3 separate regions of the Mus musculus genome follow, and all the other regions are linked to region 2. The links are chromatin loops, found by intact Hi-C in ENCODE. Cell type or tissue: left cerebral cortex. All regions are shown on one strand. Links, peaks and the distances in the headings refer to the core of each region. The heading gives the core; the rest is flanking DNA. Region 1 overlaps Spata17 (spermatogenesis associated 17). Region 2 has its middle 85 kb from the start of Rrp15. Region 3 has its middle 64 kb from the start of D1Pas1.

Evidence for each region. A loop is a pair of places that touch in the nucleus more often than their neighbours do. Peaks named below come from ENCODE experiments on the same cell type or tissue, not always from the same donor. Only the 100,000 strongest peaks of a DNase experiment are listed, where the experiment ranks them.
Region 1: it touches region 2 in a loop (2.5-fold over the local background); 15 of 42 quality-filtered maps call a loop at or near these places.
Region 3: a loop joins it to region 2, with 4 times the contacts of the local background. A loop is called at or near these places in 4 of 42 quality-filtered maps.

Annotation. Positions count from the first base shown.
Region 1 is chr1:187,134,326-187,140,794 of GRCm38, forward strand. It overlaps Spata17 (spermatogenesis associated 17), which reads right to left. Exons shown (of 10, transcript NM_028848.3): 6 at 6,048-6,171. Among named protein-coding and RNA genes, the nearest start is that of 1700007P06Rik, 12 kb to the left of the region's middle. In left cerebral cortex, for the core only: a CTCF peak has its summit at 3,333 (motif pointing right); a DNase peak (open chromatin) is centred at 3,322.
Region 2 is chr1:186,830,783-186,837,251 of GRCm38, forward strand. No RefSeq gene overlaps it. Among named protein-coding and RNA genes, the nearest start is that of Rrp15, 85 kb to the left of the region's middle. In left cerebral cortex, for the core only: no CTCF peak of the experiment used is centred there; DNase peaks (open chromatin) are centred at 2,739, 3,234, 3,522 and 3,737; H3K4me3 peaks cover 1,196 bases.
Region 3 is chr1:187,028,614-187,035,082 of GRCm38, forward strand. It overlaps a transcript of Spata17 not described here. Among named protein-coding and RNA genes, the nearest start is that of D1Pas1, 64 kb to the left of the region's middle. In left cerebral cortex, for the core only: a CTCF peak has its summit at 3,337 (motif pointing right); a DNase peak (open chromatin) is centred at 3,356; H3K27ac peaks cover 323 bases.

The sequences.
Region 1 (6,469 bases), core at 487-5,486, 300 kb after region 2:
GCTGACTGAGCATATTTCTGTAAGCACTGAACACCTGCTGTACGAAGTTTGGTGCCAGAGCACTTAACTCCCAAGGAGGAACTCAGGATACGCAGAAGTGGAGACAGAGTGCCTTGAGCGTAGGTGTCACTTGGTGAGTCCTATGTGGGCCATCGACTCGGCTTCCAGTTACCGAGCCCTACTGAGTTTATATAAACTACGTACAACCATGAACAAGCACTCACGCTTAAATTTGTAACTTTGGAAGAAGGATCTGGAAAGCTAACTTTACCAATCCCACACCGTGCCGTTTGTTAGCTAAGTTCAGTATGCACTTCTTCACACGAAATGTGAAGCACTACCTCCCATTCCTAGCGTGAGGGTTCATTTCTGTAATTCCAGCCCTTAAGGAGGCTAAGACAGAAGAATTTCTGTGGTTTCAAGATCAAGCTGGGACACATACTGAATTGCAGAACAGCCTAGGCTGTGTATACAGTGAGATCCTGTCCCCCATAACCCTCCAAAAGCTACTACCCAAAACTAACTATCAATTATCTTACTACCAAGCCCTCTTAAGCTCCTGTAGAAATTTGCCATAACAAAATGACAGAGCACAAAAGAATTTAGAATCGGAAGCAGGGAATATGTGAGTAAGAAAGCAAACATAGGAGGTGCAGGGTGTAATGGGGCTAGTAGTGGAAATTAAGTAGTGGTGAGCCCTCCAAAATGACTGGCAGGTTTCTCCTGTGTCTGACTCCTTTCACTTTAGAGCTATAAATAACTACTCTATTGTCCAGATAGTACATGGACTCCTTGAGTGTGTTAACACACCAAGACTGCTTCCCATCTGCCCTAAGTTTCCCACTGCGTCAAACTCTGGGCTTCTTTGGCTCCTGGGCAGATATTTCTCCCCCTTTCCTCTTATGAACTATTAACAATCTCTCAGTGTTCTCCAGTCTACACTAATAAGGACAGCTGAACAGTTAATAGATTTCATTGACAACGCAGTTTAATAGGAAGGCGAGAACATCTTTAAAGGAAGGGAAAGGGAAAGGTCAGTGTGGTGAAAAGTTGTAGGAATTGTGGGAAGTTGTTGGAATTGTGGGAAGTTGTTGGAACTGCCCTTTGGCATGAGAGCAGGACTCTGAACGTCCAGACTGTAACTAGCTGTAAGAAGGAATCAGCTTCATCCATATGTTAGAAAATCCTGTTGGTGAGCTTTTCTTGAGCATAATGTCAGGCTGCGGTGGGATGACCACACTGAAGAGCAAAGGAAGGAAAGACTGAGAAGCAGGGCGGAAGCAATAGCGGAGGGTTGTCAATGTTTATGCTGAAAAGGAAGGGTTGTTTTAAACATATTTGTTTTAGATTTTTGAAAATTTCATAATTGCATATAAAATATCTTGATCATATATACCTTCAAGTTCTCCATAAATCCTTTTAGACCCACCCCAACCCCGTTCCCATCTTTCTCTTCTTTTGTCCTCTTGTTTTTAAAAATTTCTTTGCATAACCATCGGGATCAATCTGTGCACACTCATGATTGTGGGGCTACCAACTGAAGCATGGCTGACCAACTAGAGGCCATACTCTTAATTATGGCTGTCCCTCCCCAGAAGCCATCTGTTACGCAAAGCGCCTCAGCTAGGAGTGGGGTGTCTGTGAGTGTCTCTCCCCTCTATATTAGAATGTTGACTGGCTTGCCTTAAGCAGGTCTGATGCAGGCGACCACAGCTGCTGTGGGGAGCGCAGCTGTCCTTCATGTGCAGAAGACACCGCTCACTGCAGCCCTCCCTGACCTCGGGCTCTCTCTGTGTCCCCTGAGCCTTGTGGGAAGGGAGTGTGATGCAGGGCTCCCATTTAAGCTGAGCACTCTGCAGACACTCAGTCTCTACATGCTCATCATTGGTGTGTTCCTGCACTGTCATCAACCATGTAAAGAAATCTCTCTGTTTAGGGCTGAGAGCTGTGCTAATCTGTGGGTACAAAGGATTCTATCAAATGGAGAACATGGAACCTTTCAAACTTGACAAATGTCAAGTGGAAATGAAATATTATTGTTTTTGAAAGATTTCTCTGACTGTAGTAAACTCATTGGTATAATGAGCTTGACTTAACTAACAGTAATTCTAGAGAACACTGTCATTGCTTTGAATGAGGGAGATGGGCATGCGAAAGCTGTCTTGACACACGGAATGCTGAGGTGGAAGGCAGTGGAGAACTGCCTGATGGAGAAAGTCAAAGGCACATGACAAAATGCATGCAGCCAAGAAAGGGTACAGCCAAGTAACCACAAGGAGCCAGACTGTCCCTGAGTGAACGAAGTGGCTGCTAAGGTCAATGGGCATAACATGTGCTGCAGCCACTGATGGCCGTGTGTCAACACCATTGCTCCTGAGCTTCCCCGTAATGGCTGGGTATTCTAGCCTAAGAACCTTGTCCACAGCAAAGCCTGTCCAAACACAGTATTTCCAAATTCACGAGACACCTGACCCAGGTGCACCCACACTATTACACATGCAAACAGTGGCACATGTACACAGAGGGACTGCCATTTTCCATGGCTCTATTTCCAGATGGAAGTGCAAGCCACATGTCACATACTAAGTCCTTAATGTACATAAGCAGACCACCTCTCAGCTTGCTGTCTTAGGAGGACAGAATAGAAGATAGTACACAATTCAGAAAAATTAAATATTTCTAATAAAGCATTTTAATCTTATAATCTTGGTCTTCTAAACATGTTTCCCATTTAACAGCCTATCAGTTTATTATAACTAGGTCAAGTTTAAATTTTAATTAAAATGTATTCCTTCCTTATATAAATTCAATTTGATATGGTTTTGAAAAGAAGATTACTGTACACATTTTATTTTTTTAAAAGATTTAAGTATATCAAATTATAGTTTGTTGATAATGATCACAGCAAAGGGCATTTTTAAAAATCACAAAACTGATAAGAATTAGTTTTGTACCCATGTGAAAATTACTAGGATAAGGAAAACATAAAAATATTATGTAAATGATGACATGAAAATTATTTCTATAATACTTTTAATTTCCATTTGCATATGCGTTAACTAGCAAATGACAGAAAATAAAATATGCAGCTATATTGATTGCTCCATATTGTGTTTCTATGTTCTTTCCTATGATCGTATTAACAGGAAATGAGGTAAGTCACCGTCGGTCAATTACTACTAAGGACAGTTCTGTACAGGATGCTCATCTCCAAAGCACCGGCCACTGCCATTTGGATCTGGAGTGTTACAGGCACCTTGTGACTGGGCTGAGCCTCAGGAAGCAATGCTTTCCTTTAGTGAATTCAATAACAGGCCTTTGCGTACAGCCACCAGTAGGTGGAGCAGACAGCATAATTTATTACTGAGAACAAGGGCAAAGGAATGAAAGTCGGGTTCTTTGGAATAAAACAAATCTGTAAATGAGATTTTCTTCAAAGGAAATATGCCCTGTATGTGTTAGATTTGGTTTGACTGGTTACTGAATCAAAATAAATAACTTTATTAAATAATCAATCTTCGCAGAAAGATAAATTTACAAATGGAGGCATTGCTTGCATTTTACTTTATTCAAATCAACTAAAATTAGCTTTCCTTTCAAAAAAATTTTACAGGGACAAGGAATTTTTTGATGTGTTCATTTAGTAAGGACGTTGAACACAATCCTGCTTTTCAGGTGGCGGGGCATAACAAATAGTATTTTCTAGGAAATATAATTGACTAATCCTGTTATGTCTGCAGCAACAAATTAACCTTATTACTACTAGTAAATGGTGATTGATTATTTATGCAAATAAGTTGCCATGTTCGGCTTTCTGATTGAAATAAACATATAAAAGAGGCACTTTACTATGACTTGAACTTTTTAATTAATAAAGCCCTGAGGGGTGTGTTAATTCACCCATTGCAATATTAGTTATTTACTCATGTAACTCCTATTAGCACAAACATATTTGCTTGAATAAAGATGAGATAACAATAAAACTATGAATAGCTCCTGAAACTATTTTTAAAAAATACATCAGAGTCATACTGAAATAGGCTTAAAAATAAGCTTAAATTATGCCTGTAAGTATCAATACATCAGCATAACCAGTCTAGGGTTATTAATTCATTAAATAGCATTAATGAATTAATTATTAAATGTAGAAATTAATAAACACAATTTTGCTCTGCCAAATTCAGCAGTGTTTTCAAAGCATTGTTTGCCTAATGTTTTCTATCTACTAACAATATTAGGCAACATTAAAACTATAGGAATATAATGTCAACACATTACTATTGTACAGTGCAAATTAATAATGCCATTACTAAATTGTTGAAACTCCCAATAAACTATGTTGTCTTCTAAAGATGCTACAGATGACATTCTTTTTACAAAGTTCAACAAAACTGTTTGTGTACAAATAAACTTCTCACAAAAAAAAAAAAAAAAGAACTTTCCCTTGCTACTGACAATTAGACTGTGAGTCTTTGGAAGTGAAACCTCCTATCCTAGACACCAGCGGTCTGGGGGAGTTAACATTGACAACTAAGAATATTTTTAAATCCAAAGTTCAATTTCCACCCAATAGCCAAGTCATTAAGGCAAATGAGAAACAATGCTCACATAGAGTGTATATTTCTGTTTCTTATATAGGGAAAGTATTTTAAAAAATTTTTGTATCAGCAAAATCAAAACTGAAAATGGTTGTTAATCTTAGTGAGACTGCTTATAGATAGCAATTTTCTCCCATTAAAAACTTTGTGTGACAGCCGACTTAAATGAGGTTGAATGTTCCTTATGGCTAAGGATCTGCTAGCATAACCACACACGCACTAAATTCCCAGCACAGGACCCATGGAGGGTAGGCATTCAGAGACATGCCAGTCAGAGGACAGGCTGGGGGCTACAGTCAGTGTAGGAAAGCTCTACCTCGAGTGGATCATGAGACAAACACTGAAGCAAAGGAAGCAGTCCGGATCTACTGGCTGTGTAGCAAGGCTTGCATTTGCCATCCTTTGGCAGCATCCGAGACCATGGACCAATGAACAGATTGGACAATAAGGTGGTATCACTCTTCTATTTTATCACCAAGATGTTTGCCCTTGGGGGGGGGGCGGTCCTCCATAAGTTCAAAGGTTATCCTTTTATCTCCTTAGTTACCTATAGTTACATTGTAAGATCACCATCATTTCATAATCCAAATTACCAGGATGATAGAATCTCTGACATCTTTATAATCTTCTCCAAGGGAGGAGGTCTGACAACACAGCCTCACCTGCAATGTCCCAACACCAATGGCACCGGGTACAGTGAAGTCAGCAGCATGGAGGCCACAGTGTAAAGAGCTCTCTCTACTCCTCAATTAATAACTAAAACAAATAAAAGAAAGGAGCCAGCTCCCTCCTGCCACCATCAGGCTCTTGGGGCTTGAACCAAGGGTATTAGACTTGGTGGCAACTGCCTTTATCTACTAAGCCATCTCACCAGCCAATTCACACATTTAAAACCATATTTCTCTGGGTAGAATATTCTATGTACAATGCATGCATTCTCAGCAACCATAACAAAATCTTAAGTATAAGAATACATTTCTAAATATTCTAAATTCCACATTTATCTCTCCATATGAAGCAATTTGTTAAAAAGCTTTACTTGACAATGTCTATCAAAATTTAGAAAAGGAAGAAGAATTTTCTTAATCTCAACATTCATTCAATTAAAAGAGAAAGCCTGAAAGCCATCTCAGCCTAATAACTTGCCAGTTCTTGATCATTTCACAACACAACAATAGGTTATGCCCTCCGTGTTGTACTATCACTGTGGCGGATCACTCTGCTGGCTTGGACCTTTCTGCCAGTGGCTCAGGGGCTGCCTCTATGAAGCACTGTCACAGGCCAATCATGGCGCCTGCGCACACCACACAAAAACACGAAATTGAACTGGAAGTAGTGTCTTTGTGGTATCTTTTCAACAAGTCATGTCCTATCCAGCCTGCTAGTTTATCTCTGTCAAGCTAGGAGTCCAAGTGGCTCATGGGAGCTGCCAGGCACAGGTAGACTAACCTGCTTTGTGCTGAGCAGGTAATGCATCTTGCGGGCTTGGTAATCTTTTTGCTTCTCCTCTCGTTCCAGGAGAACCTTTCTCTCTTCTCTCTCTTTCATTTCTGCGAACTCCTCCAAAGCCTCCCTGCATCAAAATCGTTAGCAGTTACTCTGTTGGCATCTGTTGATTCGCTAATTCTTTCACTGATGATAATCAAGTTTTTTGAGGGGCAATGATCAGGCACATCCATCAAAATCAAGGGTGCAATTTATCTTGCCTGTGAGTTCTGTGGAAATCTTTGCCGTTGTTAGACAGCGTTTAAGTGACTTTGTCATGATGGGGCTTTCAGAACCAAAGCGTAGATGTTACAATTAATGCAGCAGCAGAGGGAATGCCAAAGTCCAGTGGAAAGGGAGTGGCTTTCTATGTCACCTGTGTCCTT
Region 2 (6,469 bases), core at 616-5,615:
CCTTCTTTATCCATCTGAGTCTAGAGATCAGAAATACAAATGATGGTAGCTGAGAGCCATCACTCAGTATCCCAGAAGCCTGCCCTTTTCGACTATAAGCTGTACAGGCAAATTATATTTGGACAAAAAAAAAAACCCATATTTTAATTGAAATGCTAGGAAGCTGTGAAGACAAGTATCTTAAGATCATAATGACATAAATTAAATGTTTATATTCTAAAAATGAAGCACAAAAGAATATTTTGAAACATGCTCACTGTAGAATATATTTTAAACCATCCTCAGGAAAAAAAAACTGTCTCTCACCTTTCATTTACACGCTTAACTGAAATACTCAAAGCACACCCAAGTCCTGCAGAATGAGCATGCTCGAGCGTAGGATGACCGGTTTCCTCAAGCTGCTTCAAAACTAGGGAGAAATCTTTTTAAAAATGTATTTGTTTGGACAAAATGAATAAAATTTACATATGTTTGTTTACTGAATTGATCCATTAATATTTAGAATATTGCTGTTGAACATATTATAAATAGCCCAAAGGACAGTGATCATTAACCAAAACTGATTTTTAAATGACAATTTTATTTACAATAGATAAGCGTTTAGTTTATAGCTATTTGTTACAACAGAATTGTTTTATGAGTCAGTATAAAGCATTGTGTTCATAAAAACAAAGTGTCTTTTTTCAGTTCAAATTTAGAATGCACTGCAGTTTTTAGTATATAGTAAATAATTTAGACATCTGTTAAACACTGAGACAAACAAAGAGTTAATTTTAAGGCTATCTATGTTTGTGGTGCTGACACTGAGTTCTGTAGACTTAGAATTTATATTTTCTTATGTTTTCACATAGCTGTATTATATCTACCAAAGGGGAGAGGTGCACACATGAGAAATATTTCAAATATTTAAAAAAAAAACTAAATTATTGCTCTTTCTTTCTCTTAGTCAAATGTGACTTCATTAAGACAGGACAAATTAGTGAATCTCTGTGGTTGACAGCTTTAAAAGAAAAAATTAACTCTAAAATCAATTTTGGATGACAGCATTGGTGAGGATCATCATAAAAACCTGTCAGACACTTAAAATCTAAGTGATACCAGGAGATGATACGATCAGATCGGTTTCTTAGAAATCTTTTCTTTTCTATTAGCTCCGTCTGTCCCTTTTGACACTTAGAGGTTAGACCTAATAAACTCCACTACTTTATGTACTTTCTGAAATTATAAATCTTACAAAGGTCCTTAAACAAACAGAATAATATTTCAACCAAACAGACATTTCGAGCCATGCCTGTGTATAGGGTATCTTTAGGAGGCATGCAAGAACAAATCACCGCTACATCTTTCAAGTTTTGCATGACAATAAGCTTACCATTGAGTAATGAAAAATATATCTTTCATTACACAGGTTTACTTTCATTCGATGAAACAGAATACACATAGATGCATGATAGCCTTGTAGGACATTTTTTTCTCTTGCCAGGAATTACCAAGATCCTGAGATCCAGGCTCCCATTATTCCTATGTGTGAATCATTAATGAATGTGTGGGCAGCGATGTCACCAAGCAGCACCCGGGATAAATACACACTCTCCTAGTTCTGGGTTGGCTTCTCCCTGCCCTCCAGTCCCCTTCTGTAGCTGAAGTGTCCCATTCTCTTTTATTTTCTCCACCTCCCCTCCTTACCTGACCAAAGAATCAACATGGTTAAATTACCAATCCTGGCCCAGAAACATTTTTATGATCGGTTTCCAAGAATGTTAATTTATTTAGGGGTGTTAACTATGACAGTCCACTCTGACATTGTTATTTTAATTGCTTATTTAAGACATCTACCATCTCTCTCTCTGTCTCTCTGTCTGTCCCTGCCTCTCTCTGTCTCTCTCTCTCTCCACACACACACACACACACACACACACAGAGAGAGAGAGAGAGAGAGAGCATCAGACACTGAACACTTTGAAGGACAACTTCAAAATCACCTTCTGTACCTGCAAACATTCACTTTAATCTTTAAAACCGGGTGCTTTCTGGTGAATACACTGTGTGTTAAAAATGGTTTCTTTACACTCTGTCAACAAACAAAAATTGTTTCAAAAAAACTCTAAGCATGTTTTGGGACCTGTGTATTTTCTTCCTCACTTCCATCACATTTTTATAACTTTCAAGTCGAATAAGCTTCATTTTAAATGCCCATCTCTTGAACAGAATTCTAAAGAAAAATATGTGGATAGTCACCCCTAAAGATGGTTTAAATTTTTTCTCATTTGCATAGCAAGATTTAATTTCCAACCCTTAAATATGACGAATTGCTGAGATTTTCTTCAGTTAATGCCTTTAACAGCTCCCAATAAACTTCATTAATCAGGCAAGCTCAGGCCCACTGTGTAGCCTGGAAACAGCTAATTTGCTTGATGAGACCCCGACTTTAGTGAATAAACAGGTGTATAATCTGAGGGCTTTATGGCCTTAATTATAGTCTAATCAGTTCAGCGGTTGGCGGGCAAAAAAAGAAAGAAACGGGGATGGGGGAGTCTCTTTTTCTAAAAGGAGGCAGCCGTACCCTTCCTTACACTTGGACTGCTGTCCTCCACGCCTGCCTCTCCCCGTGTTTCCTGCCTTCCATTCTCCGTTCTGTTTTTCACCAAGGCCTTCCTTTCTGTGGTCCCTGCTGCAGCCGCTTCCCGTGCTCTCCCTCAAAGCCGGTCTGGCTTCCCCATCTCTGGCAGAGCACCTCCTCGGATGCTGATGTCTTCCGGGGCTGCAGGGTCACTTTGCTCCCGGCCTCCTCCACTGCTCGCGCCCCGCCCGCACCTCCCCTCCCCGGCTGAGAACCCTCCCTGTCACCCGTGGGCCGCCTACAAAATCACTTCAAGGGCACTGGAACTTAGAAGGACGAGACAAAGCTTGGGCATATGGTCCAGTCCCCAGATGTTGCCTTTCTTCTTCCCAGGCCCACCTCCCCCTTGTCTGCTGCTGGTGCAGCCTCACGCCCCCATGGCCAAGTTCACCGCTGGGGAGAAGTGGCTTCATTCTGGTTAAGTCTTTTGTTTTTTCTGGCCTTCCTTCCTAGCTGATTAGCACCACAAAGTAGAAATTTCCCTGAGCCGAGTGATTGGTGTTTTAATTCTGCAAGAAAGGGACCTCTTGTTCGTGAACAGGACGTGGGGTGCAGAGGAGGGACGCGGAAAGACGAGGTGCTATGCCCGCACAGGACGCATCTGAGTGACTTGGGCCCTGGCCACCCAAACTGTTGTCCCCAGGCCTTGGCATCTCCTCTGTCCCCGCAGGAGTGCGCGAGTGTGGGTAAGATGTATACTCGTGCAGATGACTAGTCACCCCAAAGGAAAAAACGGAACTAGTCTCAGATCCGGGTCTTGGGGATAACTGCTCCCGCTCACCGGGGTGCGTCCTGGCACCTCCGGACCCCGCCTGCAAGTGTTCCTCGACTGTTAGGTGACCCCAGTTTGGGCAGGCGGGAACTTCGCGCCTTGGGTGGAAGTGGCAGTCCTGTGATCCGCGCTCTGGCTCATCCAGAGAAAGAGGCGGGCAGGCAGCCACCTAGTGCTCCCAGGACCAGCAGAAGCAACCGGGCCCCACTGGGCTCCCCTATTTCTGACCCCTTGCGGTCAGCGGGTAGCCCCTTGATAAGCCAAAATGCTTGTGGCGGAGAGTCACGCACATGCAGGCACCGCAGCTCTGGGTGGAAGAACTGTTGCCTAAGAACAGACTTGCTGGCAGCTGGCTGTTCACTGCCAAGCCCCCAGTCTCTTAGTCATGATGGATCCGTGAGCGTCCAGAGCTAGCGCGCCCCCTCCCCCTTCTTCATCAGCTGCCTTGATCTCTGCAGAACCACCCAACTTTCTTGGAGACCGTCAACAAAAGCGTGGGGAGCGTGGGTCTTCCGCAGGCAAACAATGAAAAAACCGAGAAGCCTGTTTGCATACGCATTACCCTGAACCCGACTGCCAAGGAAGAAGCCACCGGCATGCAGCAGGACTCATCTTATCTTGCCTGTTTTCATTTGTTTACATTGGAGGACAGTGGAAAGAAATAATACTGCCCAGGAAAAATAAAAAGGCAACCACAACCTCTTCCACTCGTTTTTTTTCTCTGAGCATGTCTGAATGTCCTCTGTGAACCCTCGGACAGTTCAAAATAATAATAATAAAATAATAATAATAATAATAATAATAATTTTTTTTAAAAAAAAAGCAAATTCTAACCCACGAAAGTGAGATTACACATTTAGATATTTTGTTATTGTGCTCGCCGAACCCCATCTCAGTGATGAGCCTCTGTGAGTGTGTCCTGTTTTAGTTTGGTTTGATCTGAAATGTCCAAACCGCTGATACTAATATTTTTTAAAAAATATTTAGTCATCTTTGAAACCTAAGCTCAAAGTATATAAACCACATACCCAATAAAATCTGCTGTGAAATTTTTTACTCTTTTGCAGTAGAAAGCAGGGTTCTGTGCCAAATGACCAAATCAAAGAAAATATTGATTGCTATCTAAAAGACACGTCACAGTGTATTTCACCATAAATATCTTCAGTAAGTGGTTGAATTAGCAGAAAATTATTTAAACTGTCCATGTTACAATTGCAACTTCTTCAAAAGCAGATCATGGCAATAAGTTAAACCATTTAATCATCCAATTTGTCATAATTAAATCAAAGGTTTGGAAAAGAACAACAGGGATGTGTGTATATGGATTTTTTTTTCTTTCTTAAATTTAGAATTCATAGTCTTCTTGGACAAAAGCTGGCCTTCGACCTTTTGTTCTTTTTTTCTTCCATGAGATCATAAAAAAAGAATGTATTGTGGCTGGGTGAGTGAGACATTTCCCGAAGAACGACCACGACAGCATCTTCTACTTATCTAAACTAAATTACAGCTTAATAATATCCAGTCTTGCTGCGTGGATGCTCTCGCACACCTGAGTGGCCAGGGCATCTTACTGCCTAATTTCTCTTTTGTATTATGTCTTGGTAATGAAAATACATTATTATTTCTCTTTAAAATCCCTCTTTGCCCCCTCCCGTGTCCAAGTTCTGAAAATTCTCAAACCAGTCCTGAGAAATACAAATGCACAAAGCGACAGGCGAAGCAGGCCCCGTGTTCAGCACTCAATCATTTCCTGTCACAGGTGCAGCCACTATGCGTTATCCCGCCATGATTGATAGAGTGGGTTTCTGCAGACTGGGGGAGCCGAGGAGGCTCAGACGGGGTCCTGTCATTTGGGCTCCATTTCATGCTACCTGTAGGGAAAAGCAAATTCTTTGTGGGGATTGGCTGTTTAGTGAGTTTTAAGTTTTACTTCCTCCTATATAATAGAAAGGTCATATTCCCTAAAAGCGAAGTATAGCTTTAAGGTTGATCTTAGAACAGACGTCATGCTAGGGAAATCAAGAAGGGTAATCATAACACAATAGACCTTGTTCCATGTAGCCTGTAAGTGTGCTACAGAACACACCTACAGCCATGTGTCTTATTACTGTGTTAGTAATTACTATTTTTTAAATCCTAGTGTATTAACAGAAAAATAATAAATGCCTTATACTCCCAGATGGTCACTTGAACTTGATGGCTGTATCAGAAGATTAAACAGAGGAGTTGATGTTGTTATGAGTTAATTCACTAGAAGATGAATTATGATATTATATTCCATTCAGTAATAAACAGAATCCTTGACTAACATCCAGGTTCAGGTGTTTGCATAAAAACGCAAGACAAAAAGCGGAGTCTTTATCATCCTACGTGTGGCTATCCCTCCCGTCAGCTGGGGTGAGGGTTTTTCTGTGTTTTCTTTTGCTGTGATCAGCCAACATCTTAACTTAATTAATGTAAGATCAAGGCTGACAACCATCACACTCCTGTTATGCAAAACTGTACAATCCTCCAGGTCCTTCACTTCGTTTTGAAATGGCTAAAGGCAAACTGATTTGCATAAGGAGATCTCAGATTTTAAAATGTAAAACTTCTTGCAATGGGATTATTAAGTGGCTTTCAACGATGCCCCCAGATGTTCAGGCACCACTGCAATGCTTTAATATTGTTCTTGTGGGTTTTTTTTTTAATATACACAGTCTAATCGATTGTTTAAAATGATAGAACTGGGGAATTAAATGACTTTTTAAATGTTCCATTTTTGACGGCAGAACGTTCTTCTATATCAATACGTCTCATTTTATAACTGCAGTGAACAACATGTGTTTTGCTGAAAATTTCTGCTAACAAATTATGATCCCAAAATGTTCATTTTTAAAAAGCTGACAAATTATATCCAAATAAAAGCAGGAGCAAGCACTGCAGCTCATAAATCTCTTGCTAGAAAAGGGACCACATTTAGAAAGATTTTTTTTTCTTTTACAAATTTTCCCTGTGATTGAGACAATCTGGCAAGCTCAACATTTAAAAAATATCTGATGGCTCAAATCAACCATTTAGGTTAAAGTTTTTTTTTT
Region 3 (6,469 bases), core at 1,031-6,030, 200 kb after region 2:
CAAGGAAATTTGTCATGGTCTCAGGGAGGCCAAGAAAAGTCTGAGCCAATGTTCTTGTTGGATCTCATCTGTGTCTGTCTGTCAGTCACACCTGCTGTCGCTTAAGGCTGGCTATTTGTTGTCTTGAGTCAGCTTTCTCTAGGTCTTTGGAGTCTCCTTACGAAAGTTCTGAAGGTTCTGAGGACACACACAACTTGAACGAAGTAAAACTGATCTTCTCTCTGGCTAAATGTCTTGTCAAAAGCTGATCCAACCCCATGACCCATGGGAAAGTGTGTCTCCTCTTAGCTCGGGCTTCATCAGGCTTCCGGCTCTCAGGGTAGCTGGCTGGCTTTTCTGAGTAGAGCGCCTCTTCCTCTGGAGGCGTGTGACTTTCAGATTTATTTTCTGTAGCAGATGCTTTCTTCTATAGAGTGCTGGAGCTCATAACTCTAACACATAAGTGTGTCTCTGTACTCCAGCAACTCATCTCAAATACCAGCAGCAGCCTATTCCAAAAATAATCCTACTGCGCAGAAGTCTAACCTGGGATGCAGTGTGGCATAAACCTCCATCTTCTGCTCTAGAGCTGCTGAGTGAACTGCGGGTCCTGCCTAGCTTCTCAGGTAGGGCTAAAAAGAGAAACAGGGCTTTGCTGCCCAGATTGAGGGATGGCTTCTATGCATTTTTTCATTTCTTTCTTCTATTTAAGATAAAAAGAGTTCATAGCCCTTGGCAGTTGTTTCAGGCTTTCAAGTTCTTAGTTAGCAAATTGTCCTTAAGTTGAACCTGGATTCTTCTTGATGTAACAGAAGCACATCCTCTCCCACAGCCCCTGCTTCTTATTTTACACAGCTGCTAAACTCTACTTATCTAGCAGCAATTAGCCTGAACTAATTTTCACAATCTCCTGAGAGGCACCCATTTTCCTTAGATTTGGGTAGGTTTCTAAGGAGGATGGAAGGGACAGAAGCGGCTGGGAGTATGGCTTAAAAAACACCATTTGTCCCTTCAAGCTGAATACGAAGATAAAAAGAACTATTACCTGATAGAAGAAATATACAAAAAATGTGTCCTTTCTTTAGATTCTGCTGTTTCCTTAACTATCGTTGAATTGAAATTGCCTTTACAGCCTACTCAACGTCTGTGTTGCTTAATTAAAAATTGCAATCACTGCAGCGTGACTTTAAAACTTGGCATTATCTTGGTCCATCTTGACTTCACTGTGACTTATACATGGAAACAGCCACGCAATGTTAAAATGTCACCTGTGGTGAGGACCATAGGCCTGGCCAGACCGCCACAGAGTCTGTGCTGAAAACTCCATTATAATAAATCACCTTCATCTCTAGTGGAGCTGAAAACTTGGGCCAGGCTCCTGGGCCGTCACCAATCTACCTACCTGTGAACCACAATGACCAGCATGACATGGTATCAATAAGGTGCAATAGTGGCACTTGGATCTTGATGGTAGCCAACAGCTGTCTGGTTGGACTTATGGCCGCCTTTCCTCGGGGGAAAATCATGCCTACCTAGTACTGTAAACCTGACCCTACTACCCACGGTTAGTCGTGAGATCATGGATCTTAGATGAGAAGCTACTGCCCCCACTAGTAGATCAGCACAATTCCTAACTGCATTCTACACGCTTAATCTTATACCCACAAACAAAGGTCGCTCTTACCACTCATAAGAAAATATAAAAACAAACAAACAATCAAAACAAAACAAGACCTTCTCTTTGCAACATGGAAACCATCCCTGAAAACCACACTGGTCAAACTATAGAGAATAACTGCCTGTGGGGGTGCAAGACCCAACAATACATCTGCAACACAACTCCTGCACCTAGGGCTCAGGGAATATTGTGAAGGGGGGGGGGGTGATTGTAAGGTACCACAGGCATGCGCACGCAGGAGTGGTGGAGGGCTGTCAAGGGGCTACTCTAGTAACGAGGCAGTGGTAGGTTCTCTGTCTTTCTATGTGGCTGGTCTCAATCTGGACCTTTCAGCTTTAATGACTAGGAAAACATTACAGCTTTGCTGAGTCTTGTCAACCCTTCTAACAAACTGCTGACCATGTAGGTAGTCTTAGGGACCCAGAGACACAAATGACGTTTCTGGGTTTACAGCCACTCAGTGGGAGATTTGTCACTACTCCACACAGATAATAAGCAGTTATGTGTTGACTGGTTTGTGCAAATAGGCCTGTTTTCCAAAGTTGCTGGGCACTATATATGACAGATGGACCATGAAATGAATAGAATAAAGAACTCTTGAACTTTAATACCAAATAGAACATGCTTCCCTATATACAAAGCATTTGTGTCAATGAAACAGATTTTCATACACCTAACTTTCCCAAATATAATGTGACATTTTGAAACCACAGTCTTCATCTTTCAGAGTGACGTTTCAACTATCCTCCACATCACAGCATCTTTGAGAAACACGGCTACCCTTGGGGCAAAGAAGATAAAGGCAGTTGATTATGCTCTTCTGAGACTCGGTCCCTCTCCAGGAGGTCAGCTGGGGCAAGCATAACGCTACCCATGTGTCCTGCTTCTTCTAACTCCGTAGTGTTTAGAGTTATCTGCAAGGAGAAGGGAGCTGCAAGCAGCATAGAGTCAGTCTCATTCAGAGACAGGAAGGCGTGGGGATTTGAATGAGGAGAGATAGGTAGATTCACCAGCAGAAAATATCACGTGACCCATCAGATGTTAAATATTTCCGGAGGTGGAGCAAGTCAAGTGTACATGCCTGAGAGAATTGCAGAGAATTAAATTCAACTGAGTTACATTGACTGCCTTTCTCGTTACTATGAATAAATACCGGACAAACAAGCAACGTGAAGGAGAAGGGGCTTATTCAGGCTCGTGCTACAGTTCACAGTGGCAGAACCAGGAGCCCGACGGGGCTGCTCACACCACAGCCATGCTCAGGATGAGTGCTCACACCTCCACTGGCTTTTCCTTCGGATTCAGCATAGCACTGCAGCGCATGGGTTGGGACTGCCTATATTCAGGGTGGATTGTCACTCAGTTAAACCTCTCTGGGATTACCTTCAAGGACACATCCCAAGTTATGTCTCCTAGGTGACTCCGAATCCAGTTCTGAGTCCAGTTGCTAATGAAGATTAACCACCACACAAGTGTGCAGGCTACATGAAAATGTTCTGCCAGTCACCAGTTTATCTGGTCTTCTCTGTTTGAGCTCCAACTTCCCTTCAAGACCTGTTATCTGGGGTCAACGCTTTAAGTCCCCTTTGCATTTGCCCCATTGCTTCCTGGGGTCAAAGCTTTAATTAAAAGCATTTGCTTCATTGTCAGCAGTCATGGTTTTAATTCTGGTCACTAGAGGGCAGTAGAGAGACACCACGGAGAGCATGGGCACTTCCTGGGCTCAAGCGTGTGCCCGGGCAGGCTCTTAAAGCACAACCACAGCCAGTTTTCTCTATGTTCCTCTACATTCCCGTGATGCAGAGTGTCTGTGCTAGGACTCCATTCATGCATGGCTTCTCCTAGGACATGGCGTTACAGCAGATTCTGACAATGCAGCATCACCCAGTGAGCCAGGGCATGCTCTCTGGTTCTCCTATGAGTTGGGAAGTCTTCCTCAGATGTTCTACCTGAGTGCTGTTCCTTCTGCCTGCTGCTCTGGTGTTCTGCCCCTCTAGACTTACTGGCCAGTCTCAGTACACCAATTTTATTTATACTTCCGTATTTGAATTGGTGTGGGGTGTGTCTCGCTTGTGGTCTGGCATCTTTGAGCCCTTGCAAAAATAATTTACCAGTGAATTAGAACTCCAAGTGTTACCTTTGTTCTCTCTCATGAAAAGTAAAGCTTCATGTAACCAAGATTTTTCTTTCTCTTTACCCAAGTCTAGGTAGGACCTAGAAAAATTCCTTCTCTGTCTTTGGAGGCTTGCTGAAATGAACCTACAGCAGACACAATAACAAAGAAAGATAGAAAAGTCAATGTGTCCAGGATACCACCTGAACACATCCAGACCCTGGAAGACTCAGAGTTTTACACAACTTCCTGATAGTGGCTTGGCAAAGGGGAAACAGATGATTGTAAGAGGGAGGGGAATGGGCCCAAAGATTAATGGTTTCTAATTTTCTCTGGAAATCGAATGGACCAAAGGACAGAAGACGGCTGGGACAAAGTCTGTCTGGGGTGAGGCCAGCCTTTAGTCTTCCTTGCTGATAGGATTTGGTCTTTCCCCATCAGTGGAACCTCAGGGTGGGATCAAAGTTAACTGTTCTGTGGATCCAGTTTTCAGGTAGATGAGAGAGTTCAGAGGAAAGTCCCCTCCTGTCTCAGAAGGAGAACTGGGAGGAGGCTGGGGAGGCTTTGATTCCCAGGCCTTTCAGTTTTCCCTGCCTCAAAGAACTGGGCATGTCAAAGCTGAGCCTGACACCCACTGCGTAGAATGCTAAGTCCGATGATGGAGCAGATTCATCGGAAGCTTTACTACAGCGTTTTGTTCCAAAGCTCCTCAGGCCCATGGCTTTCCAGAGCAAAAACACCAAAGCCAAGGGCTTGAGTGGGCAAGCGTGTTTGGAGAGTGCGACGTGAGAAAGCACAGAGCAGCTTTGGGAAGTGAGCTCTTCCCTCCTTTGCCCGTGCAGTCACTCTCATCTCACCAGATGGGATGAGGCCTCTGGGAGGACTTCTCATTGTCCTCTTCTGGAGAGAGTGGCACCCAGCTGTGTTGAGGAACTCTGGGATAGGATTCCGGAGTCTACATCCAACATCTCCAAGTCCAATCATAACAGGAAGATTCGTGATGTGAAAGCCACCTTCCTCAGCATTAGCAGTGATGGTCCAAAAACAGAACGAGCAAATGAGTCCCACCACAGTTCCCTAAACTGGAGGTGGCTGGGGCTAGTCTCAGACTCATGATCTCCCTGCCTTGACTTTCCAAGTGCTGAGATTATAGGCATGTGTATCCACATGCATCCCAAGACATTCCCTTCGAGCTTTAGCAGGAGAGACTCTCCAGAATTTCTTCCAGTTCTAGCAACACTAACACTATCTCCAGATTTATTCAGTAAAGTAAAATTAGATGACAAAAGTCAAGTAGACATTGGGGACAAGACCTAGAAGAAGTGAGAAAAGTTGAATTGTTGCCCAGGATTCTGTCTCAGAGTAAATGATGTTTTTGGACTATTTCACAGTCTTGGAGACCTGATACACTATATCCTTTTGTAATGTTTTTAATTATGTGTAAGTCCCAGTGGTAACACATTGGCAAATGCACATGATTATGAGTGCCCATGGAAGTCAGAGGTGTGGGATTCCCTGGTGCTAGACTTAGACGTCACTGTGGGCTGCCCAGTGAGGGGCCCTTTGCAAGAGAAGTGTGAGCTCTTAACCACTGGGTCCTCTCCCAGCCCCATCATCCACTCCTAAAAGTTATAGATCTACAGTCAGACTTAGATTTCTAGAAGACCGCTGCAAATCGGGAGCAAGTAATGGTTATCTGGTCATTTACTTTAAAATGCATTCTTGTTTAAGCTTTTTCCTTCCCTGAGAGTACTAAACAGAAATGTGTGGCTAATGCTCAGAGCAGTTCCACTGTCAGCCTTCCATGATGCTGCCTCTGCTTACCCTCTCTGATCAGTCATCCCAGAGGGGTGCTCCAGCCTCTGAAGTCCACATTCAGGAAATATCTGCTTACTTACTAGAATTTTGTAAACATTTAAATTTAGGATGCTAATCCATCTGTGTGTCAGTCCAGGCCTAGAAGGACAGGCAGGTCAGCAGTAACAGGAAGATAGCTGTTTCTTGACCACTGTACAATGAGGAAGAAGCCCACCCCAAGCAAATGTGATGTGTCAAGTCAGTGCACTAGGATGACCTGCACAGAAGCAAGGGGTAGACTGGGTAGTCTTTCATCCACAGCACAACCAATCAGCAAGGTTTGCGTTGTTAGCTAGGAATGTAAAATAAATTACTTCCTATATTTGCAGACCCCCATCCACTTTTGTAGCAACAAGTTATTAAAAAGAAATGGAGTAATGAAATAATTGGTAAAACACTGTCTCCTGACCCTGCCTCTTCTTTAATAACTGCTGGAAGACATTTTGCTGTAAGTGGCAAGCATCCATTTCAGAGTGAATGCAAATCAGGGCAATCACCTTCCTTTCAGCTCCAGGAAAGCTAAGACTTACTCTGAACCTATGCTTGGTCACCCAGCACTGCTGGCTCTGAGGTGCTCTCTCAGTTTGCTCCAAAACTTTCTTGTATTTACCAAGAGTCTTCCTACACTTGTTTTGTAAAGAAGTATTAAAACCAAGGAAAATCACTGAAATATGTTTTCTCATTTTTAGAAAGATTTTATCTTTGTGTGTGTGTAATAGAAAGAGATAGAGATAGAGAGATAGAGAGAAAGGGAGAGAGAGAGAGTATGTGTGCATAAATGCATAATTTGCAATATGGTGTAAATTAACCAGACCTCTGGCTTAGGATCCCCTGCAGTACTG